Linked DNA regions of Mus musculus: region 1 is linked to region 2. The links are chromatin loops, found by intact Hi-C in ENCODE. Cell type or tissue: left cerebral cortex. All regions are shown on one strand. Region 1 has its middle 16 kb from the start of Gm35741. Region 2 overlaps Il1rl2 (interleukin 1 receptor-like 2).

Evidence for each region. A loop is a pair of places that touch in the nucleus more often than their neighbours do. Peaks named below come from ENCODE experiments on the same cell type or tissue, not always from the same donor. Only the 100,000 strongest peaks of a DNase experiment are listed, where the experiment ranks them.
Region 1: a loop joins it to region 2, with 2.2 times the contacts of the local background. A loop is called at or near these places in 6 of 42 quality-filtered maps.

What each region holds. Positions count from the first base shown.
Region 1 is chr1:40,130,211-40,135,210 of GRCm38, reverse strand. No RefSeq gene overlaps it. Among named protein-coding and RNA genes, the nearest start is that of Gm35741, 16 kb to the left of the region's middle. In left cerebral cortex, no CTCF peak of the experiment used is centred here; no DNase peak of the experiment used is centred here.
Region 2 is chr1:40,353,119-40,358,118 of GRCm38, reverse strand. It overlaps Il1rl2 (interleukin 1 receptor-like 2), which reads right to left. Exons shown (of 11, transcript NM_001356478.1): 9 at 1,157-1,300. It also overlaps the pseudogene Gm17970. Among named protein-coding and RNA genes, the nearest start is that of Il1rl2, 31 kb to the right of the region's middle. In left cerebral cortex, no CTCF peak of the experiment used is centred here; DNase peaks (open chromatin) are centred at 2,039 and 2,503.

The DNA of each region.
Region 1 (5,000 bases), 220 kb after region 2:
AACGCAAGCCAAGGAGCACACAATGAAAGGGCCATTCTCATGGGACACAGGTGGTGGAGGTGACCTACTCAGGGTGATGATGCAGCTGGAATACAGCTAGGAAAGAGCCATTTCCTTGAGGAAGGTGCATAGGTCTAGAAAGTTCCACAGAAGACTGGCATATAGTAACTGCCTACTGATAACAAAATGGGGACCTATGCCACCAACAAAAGCTAAACTATGGAGTCACAGGTAAAAAGCATGGTGTCAGGGGGCAAGAAGGGGACCCATTCAAAAAGGTTGAGTCTAGAGATAGGTGTCTAGCCCTAGCTGTGTGCTATTGAAGACAGTCCAAGCCCTATGTGCTGGGGTAAGAAGCAAGGTGGAAATTTCCATAGTTGTGATAAACACAGTCCTATCACTGACCTCTGCTGAGAAGAAAGGGCCCAAGAGATCTTCAATCCCAGATCATGGATCTAGGCTGACCACAGAGACCAAATTTTCAGACTTGCTGTACAAGCATTAGCAGGGGTCGAGGAGGATGTTGAACTATAGCCCAGTCTAAGTCTCTCAACAGCAGTTCTATGGAGCCCATGTTGCCTGGAGAAGCCAGAGTTGGTTTGTCATCTACCTCCCCTCTTCTCCCAGAAAACCCCCAATCTCTACTGTGAACAGTGTTGACACTCAGCCAGGACCTAGGCTATACACCTCTGAAAATCTGCCTCAGGGAGACAGGAAAGCTTGAGTTAAAATTTTGTAGGGATAGAGTCAGTGCAGCCCCAGCCTTGTATTAGCACCTATTATCGGTATAGCAAAGGCTGCCTGGGAGAGACCACTCCAGAGTCTAAGATCTGGAAGCACGGGCTTCCCAGCAGGAGATGATTGATTCAGACTGCACTGCTCCTGGATGAGACTCAGCAAGAAGGAACTGTGGAATGGGCTCTCAAGCTCTATTGGTCAAGCTAGAAACCCAAGACCACATGTCTACACAGCATCGGCCCTCTGTTGCCTGTGCTTGTAAGACTGTACTGTGTCTGCTCTACTGGGCTTGGTAAATGATGTTTGATATTGGGGACCTATTTGTTTAGTTGACTTTCTTTTTTCAGCACTGGGGACAAGACACAGAGCCTTGCATAAGCTAGGCAAAGCTCCACCACAGAGCCCTAACACCCACCCCAATGCTACGTTTGGCCATTTGATTTCCTAGTCTTGCTTCTCATGTACCATCTCAGAGAAATGCTAAGTGTGTGCTTCCAGTGACTTGATACTGGAGGCTTGCTGACCCTGGAAGGTCTGCCTCTCCCAGGTTCAGTCAACTCCCACAGGTAATTACTTACCCAGAAAATGAGCCATTCAAATGCACACCAACTAAGCCAAGAGCATAGTCTCAAATCTCCCACTGTGGATCCACTCCCCTGCACGACCAAGGGCCAGCCAACCCCGACTCCAGGGATCACTGAAGCTATTCTGAGGTGCTGATCCTGAACCCACCTCCAGCTATGCTCCTCCCAGAGAAGCATCGCAAAATCTGATGCCCACTCCTCCACCCTGATTTCCTAGCCACCTGACCAAGCCCTTGTCTCCCATGCCTTCTCACACTACACATGTCCTTACCTTTGGATGATAGCATTGGATCCTCTCCAATGGCACCTGCCTGCTGATCTAGTGGCCTAACCATACCTGGCTAATAATGTCTACATTTTAAAACAATAGTTTGAGATAAAAAAAATACAAGGTTAAATAGTCAGCCTCCGGGGTAGCAGGGTTTTGATATTAATTTAGTTCACATACTGTTTTAAATATTTCAGACCTTTCTGATGGTGAAATCCTGATTCTTTCTCAATGGACTCAGAATGGTTCCCAAAGGCATAGCTGCATTTCCCTGGGGAAGCAGGCTGCAAAGGTCATAGCCACGCTTGACTGCCTAACAAATGGGTCATCGCCATGCCTGCGGGTGTGAGGGTATCTGGCTCGATACATCATAGGTTTGTTAGGCAGTCCACCCAGCTTAGAGAACCTGAAGTATAAAACCACTTAGTTCACTATGATGCTTCCTGCTCCAGGGAGGGATTCCACACTTGTCTGTTGGTGAGTTTGAGGGAAAGTAGATCCCTGTGTCTCAGTCTACTTCCTCTTCTTGGGAGCCAGCTCTCCCAAGAGTTAAAAACAATTACTCTGTCCCCTGTACTGGTAACCTTGACCTGGGCCAACTGTTAGCAGTTAAGTAAGTGGTTGTCGCTGCTCCTCTAAGCCGCATTATGTGATGTAACTTTTGAATTGAATGTGCCACGGCTGAAATGGTTCACTGGGTAACATACTTGTTGTGCAAGCAAAGGGAACTGAGTTTGGATCCCCAACACCTACGTAAAAGGCAGGTGTGGTATCAGGTGAATATGACCTCAGTGCTGCAGGACAGAGTAGGCATCTCTCCAGGACTGATTGCTGAGACAACCCAGGTGAAATGCACTGAGCTCCTGGAGTTCTGAGCTCCAGGTTAAGTGAGAGTGCAGCCTCAAAAATATAAGGTGGGAAAGAGGTCCAGGAAGACACCCTGATGAAATGTACAGACACGGGGGGGGGGGGGAGGGAGGGGGAGGGGGGAGGGGGAGGGGAGGGGGAGGGAGGAGGGGGAGAGGGAGAGGGAGAGGGAGAGGGAGAGGGAGAGGGAGAGGGAGAGGGAGAGGGAGAGGGAGAGGGAGAGGGAGAGGGAGAGGGAGAGGGAGAGGGAGAGGGAGACCCCATGTGTAACAGTTTCTTTATGTCTAAAGTGTGGGTAACTGCATTTACCTAGCAGTTTCTTTCTTCCTTTGAGCATTAAATTGGGTAAAACAAAATCTTACATACCATAAATGCATGATGCTTTCTCTTTCTTCTTAACTCCTTCCATTCACCCCAAGCTTTCTCTCCCTCTGTCCTTAGATCTGGTTCTGTCCCTCCTTACCCTGGTAACCCTGGTAACCCTGCCCTACAACTATGACCTGGGCAGTTTCTCGAGAGCCAGTGAGCAATGGGTTCCAGAAATCCCTCCACGGCAGACCTGTTTTGCTTTGCTTTTGCTGAAGAAGTGGGAAGAGATGGCAGTCATGCCACCACCACCTTGGGCATTTGCAACCATGCCACCACCACCTTGGCGTGGAGTCTGGTTGATAACATGAACTTCAGAAAAAAAAGAACTTCCGGGGGGGGGGGGCTACAGAGGATGACCATAGCTGACTGAGGTTGCAACCAAGGGTGGCAGCTGAACAGCTTGTCCCTGAACACCCAGAGGCTACAACAGATGGCAGTGTTCTCTTGGAGCCCAGGAGCAGTAACAAGTCGACTTGAAGAGGTGACAAAGGTGGCAGATGTCCAGGGGTGGAGAGCACATATTCAAGAAAACAACCACAGAAACACAGGGAGCATTTGTGCCTGGCAGATAGTCAGGGCAAGAGCAAAAGCCAGTGCAAGTTTGGGGTGGAAGAAGTTTGCCCATTCTGCAGACATGCTGTAAGTGTCTACAGTGTGGCAAGGCACCATGCCCAGTGCCAGAGATGTACCCTTGAGAAGGAACCCTCCTGCCTTGAGACCCTTGCAATAACTCTCTCCCTTTACTACTTAAGAGCCCCTCTGCATTCCCGTGGGCATTTGAAATCTACGAGGCATCAAGTCTACCTTTTAGTGCACCAGACACTTTCAGTGACCACTGATGACACCTGCTGTTGTGACACTGTTGACACCTGCTGTCATCTGTTGCTTCTTGGGAAGATGGCGTCTTCTTGCACAAGGCTTGGTCCTTTTTCTTTCAGCAACATGTGGAAGTGTAAAGTCCCCACATGATCTGCCTCTGCACATCTGACCTTCATAGAGAAGTATGGAAAAAGTCCACCTTCCAATGGTTAAGAGAGCCAGCCTAAGATGGAGGGGGTCAGTCACATAAAGAAATCAACTTGCTGTATATTTCATTTGGACTCAAGCGCATGAACCTGTATGGGTTGTGATCCTCCGTCCACCACACACACTATTCATTCATCTATGGATGGCCTGGTTTGTAATTTGCTTATCTAATAATAGGCTAAGCAATAAAAGTCCACTACCCAACATGAAAATGAGGACTTGGTGGATCTGACACCTTCCTGTTCTTCCACCAATATCCCAGACTTGATACCTGATTCAATCATTCTTCACAAATACACATATTTATATTTAGGAATAGATGCATGACCAAATCATACTTAATCTCAGACATGTGACTGTGCATGTGTATGCATGTATACAGAGAAAGAAAGTAGAGGGGGAACATTGTTGTCCAATGTCATCTTTCCCACTCTCCCTAGAAGGGCAAAATGCCAAGACTAAATGCTTCCTGACTTCACTCATTTATATACTTCTAAGACTCATGATACTGTTCCATGCCATTTATTACAATGACTTTTTTTTTATTCTTCCACTATGTATGCCCACCGTGTTCTGTACAGCAGTTTCACATACACATCTCTTGCCTAGTAGACATCTGGCTTGGTTCTGCCTTGTATTTTATTCTCCCATCTGGAAATTTTCAAGCACATACAAGAATAGACTATATGGCATACAGAAGCCCAGGGAAACTGTCACTGGTAACAAAAATTGTCAACACATGAACAATCTTATTTCTTTTATTCTTCCACCTAAAATGCTCCCTTAAATAATCCTGTGTGTCTTCTAGAAAAATAACAGCTCCTTTTTTTTCTTTTAATTTACTTAGCTCATCATGCTTTATCTTTGACACAGATATAAGCTGCTTAGAATTCCTGTCTCCAATCTTCTAGCACTTCAGAAGCATCATTTGAAGGCAATACATTCAAGCTGCAGACAGGATGAATCTAAAGAGTGGCTGGCAGTTCTTTCTGGTCACAGTCAGGACCAGACTTTTCTAAAAATCATTGCTGAAGCTGCCAAAATCTACAGGTGTGGACTCCAGGGAGCTGGAGAGACTAATGAAGGGTGCAGAACCCTTAAGCCCCAGCTCCCCCACCAGCAACCACCACAGCTTGCGATGCCCTGTC
Region 2 (5,000 bases):
GAGTTGCCTCATTCCCTTGCTCCTGTTCAAGAAAAATGTTTGACCTAAAAAGACATGCATTTCCTCATCCCAGTGCACGCCAGCTGTGTGGATTTCTTTTGTCTTTTTAATTGTTTTTATAGGCAAATAAGGGACAGCAAAGCAGACTGAATGGTGTTTTGTCTGTTTTGTTTTCCATAGGGCCTTACTAGATCAAATTCCTTCTGAAACTTTTTTGTTTGTTTGTTTAAATCAGATTGTATTAAAACCTAAATGGAGAGAAATCTTGGTTCTGTAACACAGGAAGGCATTTCTGTGTGAAAAGAAAAAAATTGGCGGCAGGATAGAGACACCAGTGAAGGCTCTGAGCAGAGCTTTGGCCTTCAGATCAGTGAAAAAGGACCCCTGCCTCAGGCTCCTGCTAAGTACTGAGAGAAGCGGGCTTCTTCCCTTTCCTTTGTCCCTCCTGTACCTCATTCCCTCCCTCTCCCCCTGCCTTCCTCTCCCTCTTTATGACCCTCCTTCTGTAGCTGAGAGAAAGAAGATATCTCACCCAGCCACCCAGTGGAGAGCTCTGAGTAAATCCAGGCAGGTCTTTTTTGGAAGCCAGAGACATAAATTACTTCAGGTACCAAGTATAGGGTTTACAGAGAGGATAGCATCACTCTATGACCTGCTGAGTTTTAAATTGGAGGGAGAAGGGGGTAATATATGCACAACTGCTCCAGCAGACATCTCTTTGCTTCACAGACCCAGAAAATAAGATCTTTCTCATACTGCTTCCTAGAGCAGGATGGCTCACTACCTCCTAGAGCAGGTTGGCCCACTGTCATCTAGAGCAGGTTGGCCCATTGCCTCCTAAATCAGGTTGGCCTACTGCCTCCTAGAGTAGCTGGCCCATTGCTTTCTAGTGCAGGATGGCCCACCACTAGCCTCTGCTGCTGCCTAGTGGCTATTTCCTGGTCACTACCTGTGTTCCAGCTTATTGGCAAAGGAAGCTGATAATCACAGACAAATCATTTCTCTGAAGCACATGAAGTCCTCCTGAGACACTGAACACTAAATTCTCCAGCCAGGAGAAAGGATTACCCACATATAACAATAGGAGAAGAACACTTAAGAGTAGGTAGACAGCAATTTTGAGGCTTTGCTCCCAAAGACCACCACACATACTTACCATCTGGAGCCTGGGCAGTGTGGAAGGCGCTTCTGTACCAAAGCATGATGTCGATCTTAAAGCTGTTGTAGATGAACAGAACAGATACAACCAGAAGTAGGAACGCCATAAGCCCTCCTAAGAGGTAAGCCCTGAAGTCTGGAACTGCAAACGACAGGGAAAAGTCAATGGCCGAAGGTTAGTTTTACCTCCACACTTACACGTGGCTCTTAGTCAAAGCCAGGTGGGAAACGTGAGGCTACTGCTTGAACACACATCTCTAAGTTTCCTTGTGAGTATACAAGTTGGATAGTTTAATTTCCACTGAGAAGGTTGGGAAGAAATGGTCTCCTTAAAAGCCAGGGAGCCCTAGGTATTCATGCCAGAACAAAAGGACTCCAGCTGCAAGGAAACTGTCTCAGAGCATGTGGATCCAGGTACCTTCATGAGGTACAATCTGACTGTGTCTGAAATGTCCCCCATGGCTTCCCCTGAAGAATCTGGGTTTCAATCCCACCATACGACCCTCGGAGCTGAGCAGAGGGACTCCTGTTAAAACTGATAAAAGTCATTGGCCTTCTGCCCAGACATGGGCTGTGCAAGTCGATGGTGAGACAGTCCTCATCTGACCCTTCCCAGGGCTCCTGAAGCCAGGGCCTGTGTCTGTCTGAGAGTTCCTGATATGGTACTCAATGCCTGCTCTGCTAAGAGAGTGTACAGTTCTGATGACAGGCAAGGGAGCAGACAGCTAGGGGAAGAATCAGTTACTCCAAAAGGGAGGTCCCGGTTGCTTCCAGAAGAACTCTTGAACGCCAAGAAGAGGAACCAAGCAGCGCCCTACCTTGCCACAACCCAAAAGGGTGCTGCCAGAGGAGGGTGCCCAAGAATGAGGGAAGAGAAAAAGGGAACCCACCGCATCAACCACTTCCTTCATCAGCCCGTTCACCCTGAAAAGGAGCTCGTGGGTCTGGTGGGATGGGGGAGAAGTGTTTGAGTCTCCCAGAACAAACGTTTCTGGTTTATAAAATCTTCAAGAAATAGCTTGTCAAATCCTTCTCAGGCCACACATACAGTAAACATCTGAAGGCCTAAGACTTCCTGCATATTGTAGCATGTCTTTAGATATAACAGCTTGATAGAGTACAGAGACAGAAAACACACTTGGTGCCAGCCCCCACCCCAAATCAATCCATTGAGCAAGTCCCTCTGTAGCCAGTGGACACTGTTCTGCAGGCTGTTGCCCAATCCGCCCCTTTCCCATCTTTATAACCTTCGTCATCTGCCTTCCAACTATGAGATGGCAAATCCCCTGTGTCTATCTTCTGCTTTTTGCCAGCTCTTATCAGAGTTGTGTGAGCAACACCATCTCTCCCTTTGGGAGGATCTAATCTGGAAGAGTCTAAGCCCCTGATAGTGATCTTAAAATTATAAAGTGTGATATGACGATTCCATGACTAAGCCCACAGTACTTAATGAGATTCAAAGAGCCCTTGGCAGCCGCAGTGTGGTCTGACTGTTCCTTGCACTGAGTAGTGTGGACATGTTTGGCTCTGTGAATGTGCTCAAAGATGATGACAGTGGAATTGTCTTATTAGTGAAGAAGCTCAAATGAGTAGAGACTTTGAAGTGGAAATAAATGTACAGCTCACTGCTGGTATACCAGGTACCCTTATTAAGAATAGGATTTGAATGAGTTCAAAAGATAGCTCAGAGGTTAAGAGTACTGGCTGTTCTTCCAAAGGACCTGGGTTCAAGCCATAACTTCTTGTAACTCCATTTCCAAGAGATCTGATGCTCTCTTCTGATTTCCATGGGCATTGGGCACTCACATGGTACATGTATATATGTGCAAGCAAAACATGCTTACAAATAAAGACATAAATAGAATGGCATTTGTGAGTCTGATTTCATGGAACCATCATCAGGAGCCTTCAGACTCGAAAGCAGAGGATAGATGATGATTAAAAGACACAGAAGAGGGGAAAAAAAAAAGACTTTCACAGAAAGAAATAGCCCATCCAGACAACCTTCTAGTCATCCTGCTCAGGATGAAGCAGGTTAAGAGTCAAATCTGCAGATAACTTCAGGAACAAAAAAATTGAGGAAGTCAAATGAAGAAGTCACCAATGAGTAAACCAAAAGTTTAGACTTAAGAGGGTGAGGTTTCTAAGAATTCAAGACAAACAAAACAAGGTGTGCTTGACCAACCACAGAAAAGCTACCATGTGAGGCTGTGGAGCGAGCACCCGGAGAAACCAAGAATATGTTCACCAAGAGTTTCCTAAGTATGGTCCAAACAAAGGAGTGAAGAGTCCCTTCTCCTCCCCCATGACTGGCAGGTGTTAGCTTGGTTTTTCTTCCCCTTGCTGTTGTTGCCTGGATATGAGATTTATTACTGAACAAGTTTTGGTAGGGTATAAGACAGCACTGTGAAAGCCTTCAGAAATGCAGAGCTCTCTCTTTGTCCAGGGGACCACGATTGGGGATATATTTGACACTACAGCCATCGGGAATAAGCTACTTCCATGCAACCATGTCTTCAGATTCATCTGCGTTAAACGTAGTGAAGCCCCACTTCTTTGAGAGGTGGATCTTCTGGAGGCCAGGGAACTTGAGCTTGGCTTTACACATGTTCCCCAGTCACATGTTCCTTATTCTGAGGCTTGGTGTGGATAGACATGATGACCTGGCCAACGTGAACCCTGGCCACTGTGCTCTGGGGGGCTTCCCAACGGCACCACCTAGACCTGTCTGGAGCCTGTCAGCCCCAGCGCAGGACAACATCTTGTTGTTGCAGATGATATGCACAGGAAGGAGCCTTACTCGGATATGAAAGACATCCTTGCCACAACCCTTTACCATGTATCTGTTGGCACAAATAGGAGCAGCCTCCAGTGCTTCAGAAGAGAGATGCTCAGAATCATCTGACACCATGTAGCCACAAAGTGGGAATTCATCAACTTTTGCTTCTTTCTGGCCCAAATCAAAGATGCAGATCTTAGCATCAGGGACACCGTGGGGGAAAAAAAACAACCAAACAACCAACCAACCAAACAAACAAACAAACAAAAAACCCTACAACTTTGGGCATGGCTTGTTCTTACAATGCCAGTAACACTGGGCACTGGACTCTTCTGGTGTGTCTGAAGATAGTGGCAATGTACTCATACATATAAAATAAATAAATTGCTCCCTATCTCTCTGTCTCTGTCTCTGTCTCTGTCTCTGTCTCTCTGTCTCTCTGTCTCTCTCTCTCTCTCTCTCTCTCTCTCTCTCTGTCTTTCTCTCCTTCTCTCTCTCTCTCTCTCCTTTTCTCTCAGAGTAGGTTTCCCACTTTCCTCTCCCATCATGACTTCCCTGGCCTCAGTCCTTGAAGACAGTAAACTTGTCTACCTGAGAGCAACTTCGCAATAAAGCTGCCTACTTATAATATTTTTTTTAAAGTGCTCTTTTCCTCTGTCGCACCACTGACAGCTCTAGTGGGGTGTTAACTTGTTAACTGGTAACATTGGCCCCTCTGAGCCTGAACTTTGCCTCAAAATTCTTCCAAGCAAAATGCTTCCTGGTACTTTGCCTGCAAAGAGTCTTGGCCACCTTGAGACTAGGTAATGAGAGACCAGATCTTGGGTTCAGACTCCATCTTAGAGAACCTACCTTACCTAAGGTTGAACTCTCTAGCACCAGTTTCCAGGTTATTCCCCAACAAACCTGTTTCCAGGTTACAAGCCTTCCCCTGAAACTTCACTTCTTAACAACCACCAATCAGGAGAAAAGCAGAACAGAGAAATCCTGTCTCAAAACACACACACACACATACACACACAAAAATTATGGTTTGGCTCCCAGCACCAGCCAATTATTTTAA